3 separate regions of the Homo sapiens genome follow, and regions 2 and 3 are each linked to region 1. Evidence: chromatin contacts called from ENCODE Hi-C or POLR2A ChIA-PET data. All regions are on one chromosome and are shown on one strand. Each heading gives the region's core, a stretch centred on a gene start or an enhancer-like site at or near the end of the contact. The rest is flanking DNA. Distances are from core to core; before and after follow the strand shown.

Region 1 (4,669 bases), core at 718-3,217:
TCCACTGACTCAAATGTTAATCTCCTTTGGCATACTCTCACAATTATATCCAGGAACAATACTTTGTATCCTTCAATCCAATCAAGTTGACAATATTAACCAGGATGATATATAAGAAGGATAATACATGTAGGCTTCAAGAGTTTGGTTTATGAAGGATCTCCTTATCTCTCTTGCACCCTCCCTCCCTCCATTTTTTCCCCCTAACTTTTTCAATGGGATTTTCCATCTCCTTAGAAATACAGGCCTTGTACCATACCATTTGTTTTTTGAGATGATTATTACTTCAAATGTTATATTTGTAAAATCACAAGTCAGAACCATATACTATTATTTTTTAATTTAGAAAACGTGATCACAGTAGGCACAAACTAACCTTTATGTATAACATTAAAGCTCTGACCTGTACTACCATGTAACATATAGCTCATTCATTCATTTTTTTGTTTCATTGTAGCAGTTTCACATTAGGTCTGTAATGGCTAATGAATATTACAGTGCAGTTTCTTTGTTGACTCAGATAAAGGTAACTGGGCCATTCCTTCCTATGTACCTTATGCCCAGTGCCATTTATGAACAGACATTACCAGTGTATTCGATGGAGTCAGGTTGAAGTGGTTATCAGTAATGTGCTTCTAGTCATGAAGAACTGCAGTGAAGAGAGCTCAGCGTCTGGTATGTCCGCCTTCAGTCTGCCTTTTAGTTTTTATCAGTAGATGACCAGCTACAGAAGTGCAAGTAGGTATATAGTTTTGTTTTATAATCAAATGAAATACAGAATAACCTTGATTTTACACACATGGTTGTATCCATGACTAATTGACAATAAACAGCAAGCAGTTGTCATAAATGCTGATAATTACAATTCTTTTTTTTTCCCAAATAAGTTTTTCTCCTCTTTTTGTAAGCTGAATTACCATTTTTTGCTGACACAGGAAATTCGTATTACACATTCCTGCTAGCACACTTATCAAAGGGACAATGGTCCTTTAATAGTTGCCAAACAGAGAATTTGTTCAATGTTTTTTAGGACTAGCCAGCATAGCGAGAGTATAAGGAAACATGGAAATTGCTTTTGGCATTATTAATAATCTTTTTGGAAAGCAATTTGGCAATGATGAAAACCTTCTTTAAAATGCTTATATCCCCTTCAGCTTTTGAGGGAATCCATCCTAAGGAGAAAAAAACAACACACATTGTACATGGCAAAAGCCTATACATATAGATATTTGAGGTAATATTCTTTTAAAATAGTGATCATTGGAAAAGTTCGAAGGTCCAGCTATGGCGTGAATAATTTACTGGCTGAATATTATGATGCTATTAAAATTATTTCAGAAAGTATTATTTATATAAAATGTTCATAGTTACATGTATTTTTAAGGGCAAAATTAGGGCACGAAATTTTATAGCTAGTGTATCAGTACTAGATCTAGCTCTTCAATAACAAAGATCCCCTGTGTCATTTTTTCCCCATCCTATTTACCTTTTCTAAAATCTGGATCTGTAGGGCAGAGTTGGAGTCAAGAAAGCATTTGATGATGAGAACATGAGTATAATTTGCTGAGCTTTTCTGACTTGAAGCTTATATAGGACCTTGGATCAATCAGATTTTCGTTTCAGACTAGGGCAGTATGTTGTGGTCATATTTAAGCTTTGCCTTTTTTACCAGTTTGTCTCATCTAGTCATCCTGTACCATAATCATGGTGTTCAGAGTCCATTTTCTTATTCTTGTATTGCCTATTTGCAAGGTAGAGTTGGCAGGCTCTGTATGACTAACTCCCCTTTGAGAACACAGTCCCTAACATCCTTACAGAAAGCACTTCCTGAAACAAGCGATCTATAGAAAATGGCTGTTTTGTGATCTTCATGCGTGCCACCCCACTCCCTGCCAGCTGTCGTTGCTCGTCTCTGTCACTGAATGACTATATACTTCATGTGTTTCAGTCTTATTTCTTTCTGGAGTCTCTCTTCTCCCTGAGTCTCAATACCCTAGTCAGTGTTTAGAGTACTTGATTACAGAGGTACTATCAGATTTGCTCTTACACTTGGAAAGAAGGGATGCTATTTTAGATGGTCATGCCGGATTTTAACATCTAACAGATTTAGGTGGTCTCTTTTGCCTCCTATTATATAAATCAAAAGCTGTCCCTGGAAAAAGCCTTTTTCTGCATATATATATTTACAGATAAATGGAAATAGCTTCTGGCACAAAACTAGTTCAAGTTTTAGATTTTTCCAAGGAAGACTTAAGTCATATGCTTTTTCTGGAGTCACAGATTTTTTTGATGTGCCAAAATACATTATAGTATAATTGCATTCTAATTTAAAAAATGTTTATTGAGTACTTGTTGACTCAGGTAATGTGCTAGTTTCCCAGAATTAAAGGATTACTAGACTTAAACCCTTTTGTCAGGATCCCAGTCTAGTAGTCACACACAGGCAAACAACCATAGCCACACAGTTGATAACCAGTGTGGTAAGTGCCACACATACAGAAATTCTAGGATCAGCGTAGGAGAGACTGGTTAGCCCTGGTGTAGTGAAAGAGGATTTCACCTCCATTCAGATAGGAGAAAGAGCAAAGGAGGACATAAGGCTCAGAGGCATGATGTATAACACAGCATATTCAAGATGTTAGATGTAATTTGCCACCACTTGAATTTATTGTGTAATGGGAGTGAGACGGGGTGTGTAGTATTGAGATGAGACTGGAGAGACAGAAGAGCCAGATTACAGAAACAACTGTGTGCCATAATTAGGCGTTTGACCTTTGTTATGAAGGCCAAGGGGATCATTGAAAATTCTCAAGCAAGAAGTGATATGTTCAGTTTTTTGTTTTACAAGTAATAGTCTAGCTGTAGCTTGGCATATATACTGAATTGAGGAGGAGGGGAAAGAAATGTGTATAGCAAAGGGTAATGGGGACTAAACGCAGATCTGGCAGAAAAGGTAAGGTGATGAGCATCTACAGATGGTAGAGTGGTAGGATTTGGAGTAGGATGGTAGGATTTGGTAAATTGTCAAATGCCAAGGGACCGAGAGAGAAGAGGGAGTTAGGATGACTATGACTTTCAGGTGTAGTGAAATGAGATCAGAAGTTTCTAAGGAAAAGTAGTTTTAGGGAGGGGAAGAAGAAAATTGATTTTGAACATAGTAATTTTAAACTGCTATGTAATGCCATGGCTAGAAATAAAGAAAATATTCTAGTTGAATTCAACATTTAAGCAGAGCATTTAAGTTTGGAACTTCTCTAGGGTAAACATTAGTGAGAAGTGCCAAAACAATGCTAATGACTACTTCAGGGATGTTTCATTGCTATTTGAGAGCATCCTAAGTACATCTGCAGTACCTTGAGATGCATGTAAGCACCTGTGATAGTTTTTCTCCTGGTCTGACAGAACAAATTCAGGATATCTGCAACATTCCAGCCAGAAATTGGCACAGTTCCACCTGCAAGTCTTAGACTATTCTTGGACATATTATTACTTTAAACTTAAACTCTATAAGCTAATTAAATAGGGTCCAAATTTAACAATTTTGACTATTTAAATTGCAGTCATGAATAAAGTATACAGAAATCATGTACTTCAAACAAATTTATAAGCATTACATAAGTCAAGACACTTTCAAAACCTTGGCAGTAAATATGGCAATAAGATGGCTCAGTGTTTCATGCACTGTGCAACCACTTTCCAGGACCCTGAGATGAAAACAAAACAGTGATGTAGTCTTTTACTTTCTATCAGGAAACAGGAGCTCACTCTCTCCCTTAGCTTTATCCTTGACCATATTTTAACTGTTCAAGAGGAGTAGTAGAGTCTCTGAATGAATTTGAATCTGTACTTTCTCATTTATTAGTTGTGATTTTCCATTAGATTATAAAATAATAAAATTATATGTGTGTACACAGTATCTAGCATATGGTATAGGCCCTCTGTAAATGATGTCTTCTGTCTTGAAGTTTTCTTAAATCTCTTAAGCTGCTTGGCGTTTGGCTGTTTTTACTATGGATGATTTACTGTGAATTTATTCAGGGAGGGGTTATATAATTGAAAACAGGAATCTCCAACCTCACTGCTTAAGGATTTTACTGCTATGTCTCTCATTGTTTCTCCCCATCCTCCCTCATCCTTATTCTGTTTTCTGCCTTGGTGATCTGGAATCTACTCATATTCAGATAGTTGTGGGCTTCCTGATAGGGACAATTCAAAACGGTGCTTCTCCGCCCCCACCCCCCCACCCCCGCCCCGCCCCCCGATTGGTATCTCTGTGAGCCCAGATTAAGGTGAAAACTATGAAAACTATAAATGCATTTAATTATGATCTTGCTTATGGGCAAAATCAGGGGCTAAAATCAAGGTTTTAGAGGTAACATTTTTCCACTTGCCTTTTCCACTGTGGGTTAGATGTTGTGAGCATAATGAGTTAGGTGTTCCAAAGAGAGAAGGAAGGGGTTACAAGGAAAATCAACTTAGGTGTACTCTGACTATCAAATAACCAAATTTTCCTAGCCACATGCTAGGAAATTGTGAGCCCACAGTATTTTCTACTAGACTGTTTATAAGTACCACAAGGAGTATAAGAGTGGAAGCACAAAATCCAAAAAAGACATTACTAAACACTAAAAAACTAGGCTAGACAGGCTAGCCAACAGACATACTATAT
Region 2 (4,669 bases), core at 618-3,117, 370 kb before region 1:
ATTGAGACAGACTGTCTATTGTCTATTAGCTCCTCTGCATTGAGCTTCAAACTTTTCCATCCCCCACCCTTGTCCTCCTAAATGCAAAGAGGTAGCCAGATAACCACTTTCATTCTACATACTCACCATGTATTATTGGGTGAAATAATTTCCCAAATGCAATTTTATTGACTGTCTCTCTTGCAGTTCCTTCTAGAAAACTGCCATGTAACCAGTTTTAGGATGGACATATAAGCAAAAGCCAGCCAATTTGCTTTCTAAACACTGACCAGTAAGATCCTCTTTCTTCAAATCTGAGCAAACAGGACATAAAGATAGGCTGTAGTGGGTACTGAGCCCAAAGGCTATGATGCAAAGCTGGGGCCTATAGTGTCCTGCAAGACGGGCAAGCAGGGAGAGTAGGTCAAGAAAGGCACCAGAGAGAACTTAAAGAAACAAACTCCACAGAGACAGTGAAAATAGCCTCATTTCTGATTTCTAGTTCCCAGTTCCAGTTGGATTCTTTGAGTTTACTTAACCCCATCCTCCACCAACTGCCTTTCTGAACTTGAGCTAGTGGATTTCTATTCCTTGTCATTTAAAAAAAAAATGTCCTTTGGGAGGCCCAGGCAGGCAGATCACAAGGTCAGGAGATCGAGACCATCCTGGCTAACACGGTGAAACCTCATCTCTACTAAAAATACAAAACATTAGCCAGGCGTCGTGGGAGGCGCCTGTAGTCCCAGCTACTCAGGAGGCTGAGGCAGGAGAATGGCATGAACCCGGGAGGCAGAGTTTGCAGTGAGCGAGATCACACCACTGCACTCCAGCCTGGGCGACAAAAAAAAAATTGTCTCAGCCAGGCATGGTGGCCCATGCCTGTAATCCCAGTACTTTGGGAGGCCGAGGCAGGCAGATCACCTGACGTCAGGAGTTCAAGACCAGCCTGGCCAACATAGTGAAACCCCGTCTCTACTAAAAATACAAAAATTAGCTGGGCGTGGTGGGCAGGCGCCTGTAGTCCCAGCTACTCAAGAGGCTGAGGCAGGAGAATCGCTTGAACCCAGGAGGCAAAGGTTGCAGTGAGCCGAGATCGCACCACTGCACTCCAGCCTGAGCGACAGAGTGAGACTCCGTAAAAAAAAAAATTGTCTCAAATTGAAAACATGGACTAACATTCGTGTATTTGAAGAAAAAGAGATTTAACACTGTTTTTTATCTAAGATTGTTTTTACTAGACAATTTCTCTTATTTCTGCAATACCAAAAATATGCAACCATCAATCAGATTTCTTTCTTATATTCCCTTTAAACATTGTGAAAAAATGTTTTTCAGGCATAAGGAAAAGCCCAGCTCTCAGCCCGTCTCTTCATCCTGCCCCTGCCCATCCCCACCGTCACCATAGTGTAGGTTTGATCTTGTGTCCATCCCCAGCCCAGCCCCCTGCACAGATTGCATAATCTGCTTGCTAAGGCATAGCTCAGAACTTCAGAGTCCCAAAGAGAGCACATCAGTGACCCCACTGGGTAGAAGCCCCTGTCATTGTCATTTTCCCATTGAGATACAATCCAGAGAAGTGAAGGGATGATTTAATATCCCACAGGGAACAAGCAAGGGAAATCGCATTTTATTTAACCTTCAACCAGCCTAAAAGGTAAAATATTATCCTAAAAGGTAAAATGTACAAACACACTCAACCTCACAAGGCTTGCCTATGCTTTACCAAAGATCACACATCCAGTAAGGGCTGAGGCCTGACTTTGAGTGAAACTTATTAAACTCTAAAGTCTATACTCATTTAATAATACATCCTTCTGCCTCCAAGTTTTTCGTGGTCAAACCACATTTAAACCCAGATCACATGACTCCTGATGACTAAACAAGGGTTCTCTCCAGTCATTATTCTGGTGTTCTCCAGGAACAGCTCAAAGAAAAAGGTGTGGAGATGTAGCATTGGGTAGAAGATGAAAAGGAAGGCAGCTGAGAGCCACCTTGTTACTTCAGCCCTCTCTCCTCTTTTTCTTTAACATTTCATCAAACAAGGGCATGATTTATAAGCCATCTCCAGGTTGTGGCCCTGAGTCACTGTCCCTACCCAGTCCAACCCTGGGGGAGGCAGTCTCTAAGATACCCACCAATGACCCCCACCTGCAGGATTCATACCCTCGTGTTATACGCTCCCTCGCTGTACCAGGGTTGGTCTGGATAACCAACCCCATATAACAGCACTTCTGACAGTGGGTTAGTAAAAGTGTGCAACTTCCGACTTGGGTATTCTTTCTTTCTGTTTCTGTCTTGAATCACTCACTCTGGGGAAAGCCAGCTGTCATATCATGAAGACGCTTAGGCCACTTCAGAGAGGCACACACGGTGAGTGAGGAACTAAAGTCTCCAGCCAACAGCAAGCAAGGAACTAAAACCTGTCAGCAACCATGTGAGTGAGTTAGAAAACGATCATTCCCCAGCTGAGTGTTCATGTGAGACTGCAGCCCTGTCAAACAGCTTCACTGCAACCTCATGGAGACCTTAAGCCAGAACAACCCAGCTAAAATACTCCCAGGCCCCTGAGCCACAGAAAAAGATATCTGTGGCCTTAAGCTGCTAAGTTTGGATGTATTTTGTTACATAAAAATGGACAACAAATTCAAGTCCTGGGAAGTTCCTCCAAATACTAAACATTTCTCCTGCCTAGGCTTTCTCAGGTTATTCCTGTTGAAGTAAGTAGAGTTATTTTCCTTTGTCTCCATAAACAAATCATTGGTGTTAATCCACTGACTCCCCTCCCTGACTGGGGAATAAGCTCTGTAGCTGCTTCACAAATATTTCATTTGAAATATGCATATGGTTCTAGATGATAAAATCTTCAGAAAGCCACTACTGTCTGCTTCCTTTGCTTTGTCATTTTTATAGTCCCTTTAGTTTTCTGAATCTTTCCCTCACAATAAGTCGGTCAATAGAAACCACAGAATTTTAAGGAAGAGTTTGACTCCGCTCCTGGGCAGAATATTTAAATCATAGGTTGTTGTTTGTTTTCAGGTCAACCAGTACAATTATGCAACATAAATTCTTTTAAAGCATCTGGGACTTCAGTTCAATTTAAGATCCTGTGGGTTTTATTACCAGAATGAATGATTATAAAATACATGCATGCAAATGAAGAGATAAAAAAATTAAAGGGCATATGAAATTTAATGGATGCTACTTGTAATTCCATGCCAAATTGTTGCAAAAGACAGTGGCTAGGCCACCATGTGAAAATGTGGTTTATGGTATTTATAACTTGAGAATGCGATTTTAATAGTCTATTGCCATGGATATATATTATAAAACAGAGTAGAGAATTAAGTTTCTGGTATTAACATGTGGGGGAGGGGGAAGTTTTTACCTAAGTCTGTCATTGGTTTTATTGCCAAAATAGCTTGTTTTGACTAAGGTGATTCACTCCAACAGCACACCACAGTAAAAACTTTGTGAAAAATGGAGATTCTTTATTTTTGAGTGTTTTTATTCTAAGAGCTCATTTGGGACTAATCTAATTCAGTCAATATTTATTAACTGCCAAAAATGTGAAAGCTAATACATTCGAGGATCTGGGGGCTGGGAGTGGAGGGAGTTAAAATTGAAGCTAACAATCTCTACTCTTGAGAGAATCCCAATCTAGGGAAAGCGGTGGGCAGATGTGTGTGTAAAGAATCTGAACGTGGGTTGAGTAAATTATTGGAGGAGTCAAATAACAGGCTCCCACCTCTGGATTGCTCTCCTCTAATCCAGCATCCACACGGCTGCCGAGTTTTACCCAAAAGAAAGAATCCAAGTGTGTTGTCTTTCTCCATAAAGTTCTCCATTGCTTATAAAATACAGTCCAGACTCCTTAGCACCAGCTCTTCAACATTTGGCCTAAAACTACTTTTTCCTATTCAGATAACACTCTAAAGATGAATGCTTAAAGAAAAAGTTTGTTGGGAGGCCGAGGCGGATGGATCACCTGAGGTTGGGAGTTGGAGACCAGCCTGACCAACATGGAGAAACCCTGTCTCTACTAAAAATACAAAATTAGACAGGCGTGGTGGTGCATGCCTGTAATCCCAGCTACTCGGGAGGCTGAGGCAGGAGAACTGCTTGAACCCGGGAGGTGGAGGTTGCGGTGAGCCAAGATCGTGCCATTGCACTCCAGCCTGGGCAACAAGACCGAAACTCTGTCTCAAAAAAAAAAAGAAAGAAAAAACTTGACTCAACTTGAAAAGACTAAGGATTCCAGTACAGTTCTTCAAATAATATATGAACGTCCACTGTTCCTACAGGACTCATCTCTTTCTAATTTTTGCTTCCAACCAGGACAAACCCCTAAAGAAGAAGGAAGTCATGAGGCAACCAAGAAGTTGCTGGGACATTTTCTTGCAGGGACTGGTACAAAGGAAGGAAATAAAAGGGTGTGTTATTATGAAAGAAATTAACTAATATTAGCATCTCCTTTTCCTAACCCTTCCCATTACAGTCCCAGACCCCCAAAGAGGAGAGTGTCGTGCTTCTAAATATCTCAGGTCTTTGTATACTTCACCCAGAAAGAGAAATTTCTCTGGAATCGCCCGTGAATAGAGAAGGGTTGGTGAGATTTGGAGATAGAGAAAACTGTCTTATTCATTAGGCTGAAACAGAGAGATCAAGCATAGTGGAGACAAAAGTTGAGGAG
Region 3 (4,669 bases), core at 915-3,414, 290 kb before region 1:
TGAGAACAACCAAGACTCCACCATCAAGAAGGTCTCTTCAAGCAAAGTGCCTAGGATGCACAATTTAAGGAGGCAGGTCTCAGGTGCTAACCCTCTGCTGGCATGACCCTGAGAGTGAAGGCCTCCTTAAATTCTGCTCCACCCCCCACCTCCCTCAACTCTGTAGTACTGGCACTGTTAAAGAGGTAACCCTGGAACCGTGCCTGGATCACACAGAGGCTCAAAAAGTGTTTTTTGGTCCTGTTTGCCTCATAGGTATCTTTTGAGATGTACATAAGAAAAAAAATAGATGCATGTGCTGGTGCAGTGCTATATAAACATGAGCTGATGCTAAATCACTATTGTAGTTATTCATTGCATTGCTGTTATTAGCAAAGATAATGTGTGTGTATACAATAGATATTATGGTTGTTCGAAGAATTTAACTGAAATAATGTATATCGCCATGTTGAAAGTAGCCCTTTAGGATTGATTTTTTTCCTAAATACGAAGTATAAACTTTGTTAAAGTTAAACAAACAAACAAAAGACAATGACCTCTGAGTGGAAGACTGACATGAAGAAAGCACTGAGTTAACTGAGAAGAATCCAAAGAATCATTGACGTACCTAGGCTTTCATCCTAGTCTGTCAGCTGAATTTTTACCCAGAATAGCAACTAAGAAAGTACTTAAACCTACTCTTGTCTTAATCTTCACAGAATTTTACTTTTTCACACATGGCTGTCATATCTTTATTCTGCTTCTTTGTAATATTAAAAATATTTTGCAGGAGCACTTTACCCAACACCTGTTACTGCCTTAGGTCAACAACTGGACTTACCTTAGGTCAGTTCCTCCTAGGATACCTGGAGCCTGGCCATTTCTGGGCATGTCCCCTTGTGAGCTGTGTGCAAGGAGCCCCAGAGTCCTAGAATCCTATGGGTGTAGACTGGTTTCCTTAGACCCAGCCCCACAAAAGAGAACATGAAACTAGAGAAATAAGCAGGTAGATCCCAGACCATGCCTACTCTGCTCAATAAATAGCAAAATAAAATAATAATAATAATAATAATAATAATAATGATTTATTTGAACATTGTAGATTTACTACCTCTTCTTTGCCAGTGTTTCATGAAATTTCCAGAGTAGAATACATGGCTTAAATAATATATTTCCTCCTCATTTATCAGACTTCTTGCACTCAGCATTGTTAATTATATTGTGGAGGGTGAGAAGCATGAAGCGTGGCGATATATTATGATCCAAATACCACACTAAATAAACATCTGGAAATGGATCATTTATAACACAACTGTTATAGGTTAGTGAGTGTATTTTAGGGTAAGCCGGGGAATACATATATAGCTTACAAAAAAATACGCTTAAAATCATAAACAAATGACCTACTTGTAGTTTTGTCCTCGTTTTCAGTAATAAGCCCTTTTCATGTGAATCCACAGTTGTCACTTACAAAGAAATGCTCTAAAGCTGAACTCTTTTATAATAGCATTATAATTTTAGACTGACTCCTGAGCTCCAAACCACTTAGAAACTTTTTACCAGCTCTGAAATAGATAGCAGGGTAATACTCATTTAATTCCTTTGCACAGTAATCTGATGGCTGAATATGCTTCAGAGATTCTTTTAGGGCTAGCAGGGGAATGAAATCAATCATAGTGCATAAATTACAAGAAAAGTGCTGTTGGTGTCAATTACCTAAGCTCTATGAATGTAAGTCTTCTAATTTCCTGTTAAATCAGTAATGTTACCAATCTTACTCTATTATTTTAAATAGGACTGTAACTGCAGTTGCTAGGAGTTGAATGAGGGCAGACAAATGTGAATAGTTAATGAGTCTCAGCAACTAATAGCAAGTTGAAGGTGTCAATAACAGGGATATTATAACATGACTCTCAAAGCTCCACCCTGGTGTCTACAAAAGAAGGTTTAATTCTTTCTTTTTTTTTTTTTTTTAATTTGTGCCCCTATACCCTCCCTAAATCAATGTAGTACACAGCAAATGCCAGGTGAATGTAGGTGTTCCTATTGCCATAGTGAGTTCCTACCTTCCCCCAAAGATAATGGCCCTGAGTTGGTACAGGAAGTCTTGGCTGCACTTTCCCTAGTAATCTACCCACCCCCACTGCTAGCGGCTGCATTTCACTGACTCATAGTTTCCAAGTATGATCAGCATGCTAACAGGAAAGATACAGTCACTGGGCAAAGCAGCAGCCCTGGAGCGCTGGCCAAGGCCTATCCAATAACTGCCACCATTGATGGCAAAAAGGAAATAAGGAACACAACAACAATGACACAAAAACCTAGAGTACAGGAACGTTTTAAGAATCAAACCCCTGCTGTTTGTCGTTTCTTCAGCACACCCAGTGCTTCCCAGTACACAACAAACTGGATGGGGGAGTGGGGTTTTATTTACCATTTGGCTATCAGTTCACGTCCTATTCTCTAAAAATAATAAAATTGGTCGATGGCGTTTCACACTGAATAATATTACAGGAATCAAACTGGCTGGGAGCCAAAGTTACGCTGAGGTTTGGCTAGGCCTGGATTTGTGTCCGAGGGTATCAAATACTGTATGATCAGGTTAGGTTTTGCAGTGCGTTGCAGACTTCCTCCTGTTAGGAAACATTCTCACAAACGGCACACAGACTACCCTATTCAGCCAGTACTTAAACAGGAAACCATTCCACCCTTCTGCTTTCCTTGGTAAAGCCTTATCTTTGAGTCAAAGAAATGTAACTTTCTAAATCGCCTCCATTCTTTTTTAGTTTGCATTCTTTTGTTTGTCAGCATTTTGCAAATTTGCAGGTATCTACAGTTCCCTAACCCCATTCTCAAGTGCCCTATTATCCCCAATTTCACTCTCAGAATACTTCATGAAAAAGAAGAATCCTATGACAAAGGATAACTATTATTAAGTCAATTGTCAACCCATCAGATGAACCAAATAGCTAAATTCTAAATAGATTTAAATAACCGGTGAAGAGCTCAAGCAAAGTCAGGTCTTAAAGTTATATTTAGTCACTTGGTCAGTTCTCTAACTGCCTAATAGGCATTCTCAGAAGAGAAGTTTGCTTTAGCACTATGAGATTTAAATGTAAAACAGAATAAATAAATAGATACATGGAATAGAACAGAATAGAATGGGAAGAAAGCAGCCCACGTCAACTCTAATACAACTTGTCACTATGGGAACATTTGTTAGAACTGAAGAAGATTAAGGCCAAGGAAACTGGCAGATCTCCCAGTACAGATTTCCTAGGCTAAGAAAAGGCCACAGCGGCCGGGCGCGGTGGCTCATGCCTGTAATCCCAGCACTTTGGGAGGCCAAGGCAGGCGGATCACGAGGTCAGGAGATCGAGACCATCCTGGCTAACACGGTGAAACCCCATCTCTACTAAAAATACAAAAAATTAGCTGGGCGTGCTTGTGGCCGTCTGTAGTCCCAGCTACTTGGGAGGCTGAGGCAGGAGAATGGCGTGAACCCGGGAGGCGGAGTTTGCAGTGAGCCGAGATAGCACCACTGCAATCCAGCCAGGGCGACAGAGCAAGACTCTGTCTCAAAAAAAAAAAAAAAAAAAAGAAAGAAAAGAAAAGAAAGAAAGAAAAGAAAAGAGAAAAGAAAAGGCCACAGCGATCCTATATGTGGCCCCAGTCTGTCTTGAATCATGAGTAAGGACACTGTCGTAAATTAAGCTGAAATATTTAGAATTATGACACTCATTTGACTGTATGAGGATTAGAGGGAAACTTAGAGGAACAAACTCAATTTGCACATATGGAATCTGAATCACAGTGAGATCCAGGGGCTGTAGAAGTCGCAGAACTTATTAATAATGGACTAGAGTCAGGATCCCCTAGTCCGCAACCTCTGGAATGTTCCACTGCCAGTCTAGCCATATCTGGTTTACCTTACAGATTATAAGGTACTTAAATGCTGATTAGTTATCTATTTTCAACCTCTGTGACTGTAAATGAGATTAGAAAGTTTGTATGATGGGAAATTCAATGGCGCATCATGTGATACTGAGAGAAGAAATGTGCTTATGATAAAATCCTTTCCGACACAAATAACTCTGCAAAGGTATTGAAGAGCGCTGGGTCTGTACACATTGTGATGTTATTATTAGCCAAGACTCTAGCTATGTTTATATATCCAGTCAGGTGCAAGGGAAAAAAAAAACCCCTCTAAATTCCTCAAGAAAGATTTACGTAGTGCATAGTCTTTCACTCAGAAATTGAATTATTTCTTGTTTTAATACAAAACTGTCGATTTTTATGAAATCATTTCAGAAACATGCCTTATCAGGGAATGTTGTAAGATTTTCCAACATCAAAAAAAATGCTCTGGTAGAATCATCATGGGCATTTTGAGTGGAAAAAAAAAAACTTCACAAACTCAAAAGCACTGTACTTAACGATCAGGAATTATTGTTGTTGTCACTGCTATTATCCTCTTTTTCCAGAAGGATCCTATGAAAGTTATTCAAAAATTTTGGGTGGAATGAACAGGTCTCAGATCACAGTAGCCTAGTTCAAAGTCTGAAGGTTGTGTGAGCTGTTGCTTGAATTTAAAAAGAGAGGAAAGGGAAAGGGTGAGGTGGACAGGAGGAGAGCCTGGTTACTGTGAACTGCTTTACTGCTAGAAACTCAGTCACCTTTGCCCAGGCAC

What was found. Hi-C counts contacts between places; a loop is a spot of excess contacts on that map. ChIA-PET counts read pairs that join two places held with the same protein, here RNA polymerase II (POLR2A). Pooled maps may share reads with other maps.
Region 2: a map of naive thymus-derived CD4-positive, alpha-beta T cell shows a loop between it and region 1 (2.9-fold over the local background). The contact joins two enhancer-like sites. A Hi-C loop is called at or near these places in 1 of 168 maps with a recorded cell type or tissue (naive thymus-derived CD4-positive, alpha-beta T cell), 12 of 37 single-sample maps with no recorded cell type and 14 of 50 pooled maps. POLR2A ChIA-PET finds 5 or more read pairs at or near these places in 2 of 52 experiments (endothelial cell of umbilical vein and naive thymus-derived CD4-positive, alpha-beta T cell).
Region 3: a pooled map shows a loop between it and region 1 (2.5-fold over the local background). The contact joins two enhancer-like sites. A Hi-C loop is called at or near these places in 56 of 168 maps with a recorded cell type or tissue (A673, B cell, CD4-positive, alpha-beta T cell and 36 more), 32 of 37 single-sample maps with no recorded cell type and 33 of 50 pooled maps. POLR2A ChIA-PET finds 5 or more read pairs at or near these places in 12 of 52 experiments (AG04450, CD4-positive, alpha-beta T cell, CD4-positive, alpha-beta memory T cell and 9 more).

The regions. Positions count from the first base shown.
Region 1 is chr3:177,055,134-177,059,802 of GRCh38, reverse strand. All of the region lies in intron 3 of TBL1XR1 (TBL1X/Y related 1), which reads left to right. Among named protein-coding and RNA genes, the nearest start is that of TBL1XR1-AS1, 20 kb to the right of the region's middle. RefSeq lists enhancers at 1,640-1,709, 1,750-1,809. Within about 2 kb of position 1,967, at least 4 of the 41 ENCODE cell types and tissues checked have a DNase peak (open chromatin) inside an H3K27ac peak, as active enhancers do; they include A673, where a contact is called at or near this core.
Region 2 is chr3:177,424,914-177,429,582 of GRCh38, reverse strand. No RefSeq gene overlaps it. Among named protein-coding and RNA genes, the nearest start is that of LINC00578, 15 kb to the left of the region's middle. Within about 2 kb of position 1,867, at least 5 of the 41 ENCODE cell types and tissues checked have a DNase peak (open chromatin) inside an H3K27ac peak, as active enhancers do.
Region 3 is chr3:177,343,291-177,347,959 of GRCh38, reverse strand. No RefSeq gene overlaps it. Among named protein-coding and RNA genes, the nearest start is that of LINC00501, 51 kb to the right of the region's middle. RefSeq lists enhancers at 1,872-2,389, 2,910-3,429. Within about 2 kb of position 2,164, at least 34 of the 41 ENCODE cell types and tissues checked have a DNase peak (open chromatin) inside an H3K27ac peak, as active enhancers do; they include A673, where a contact is called at or near this core.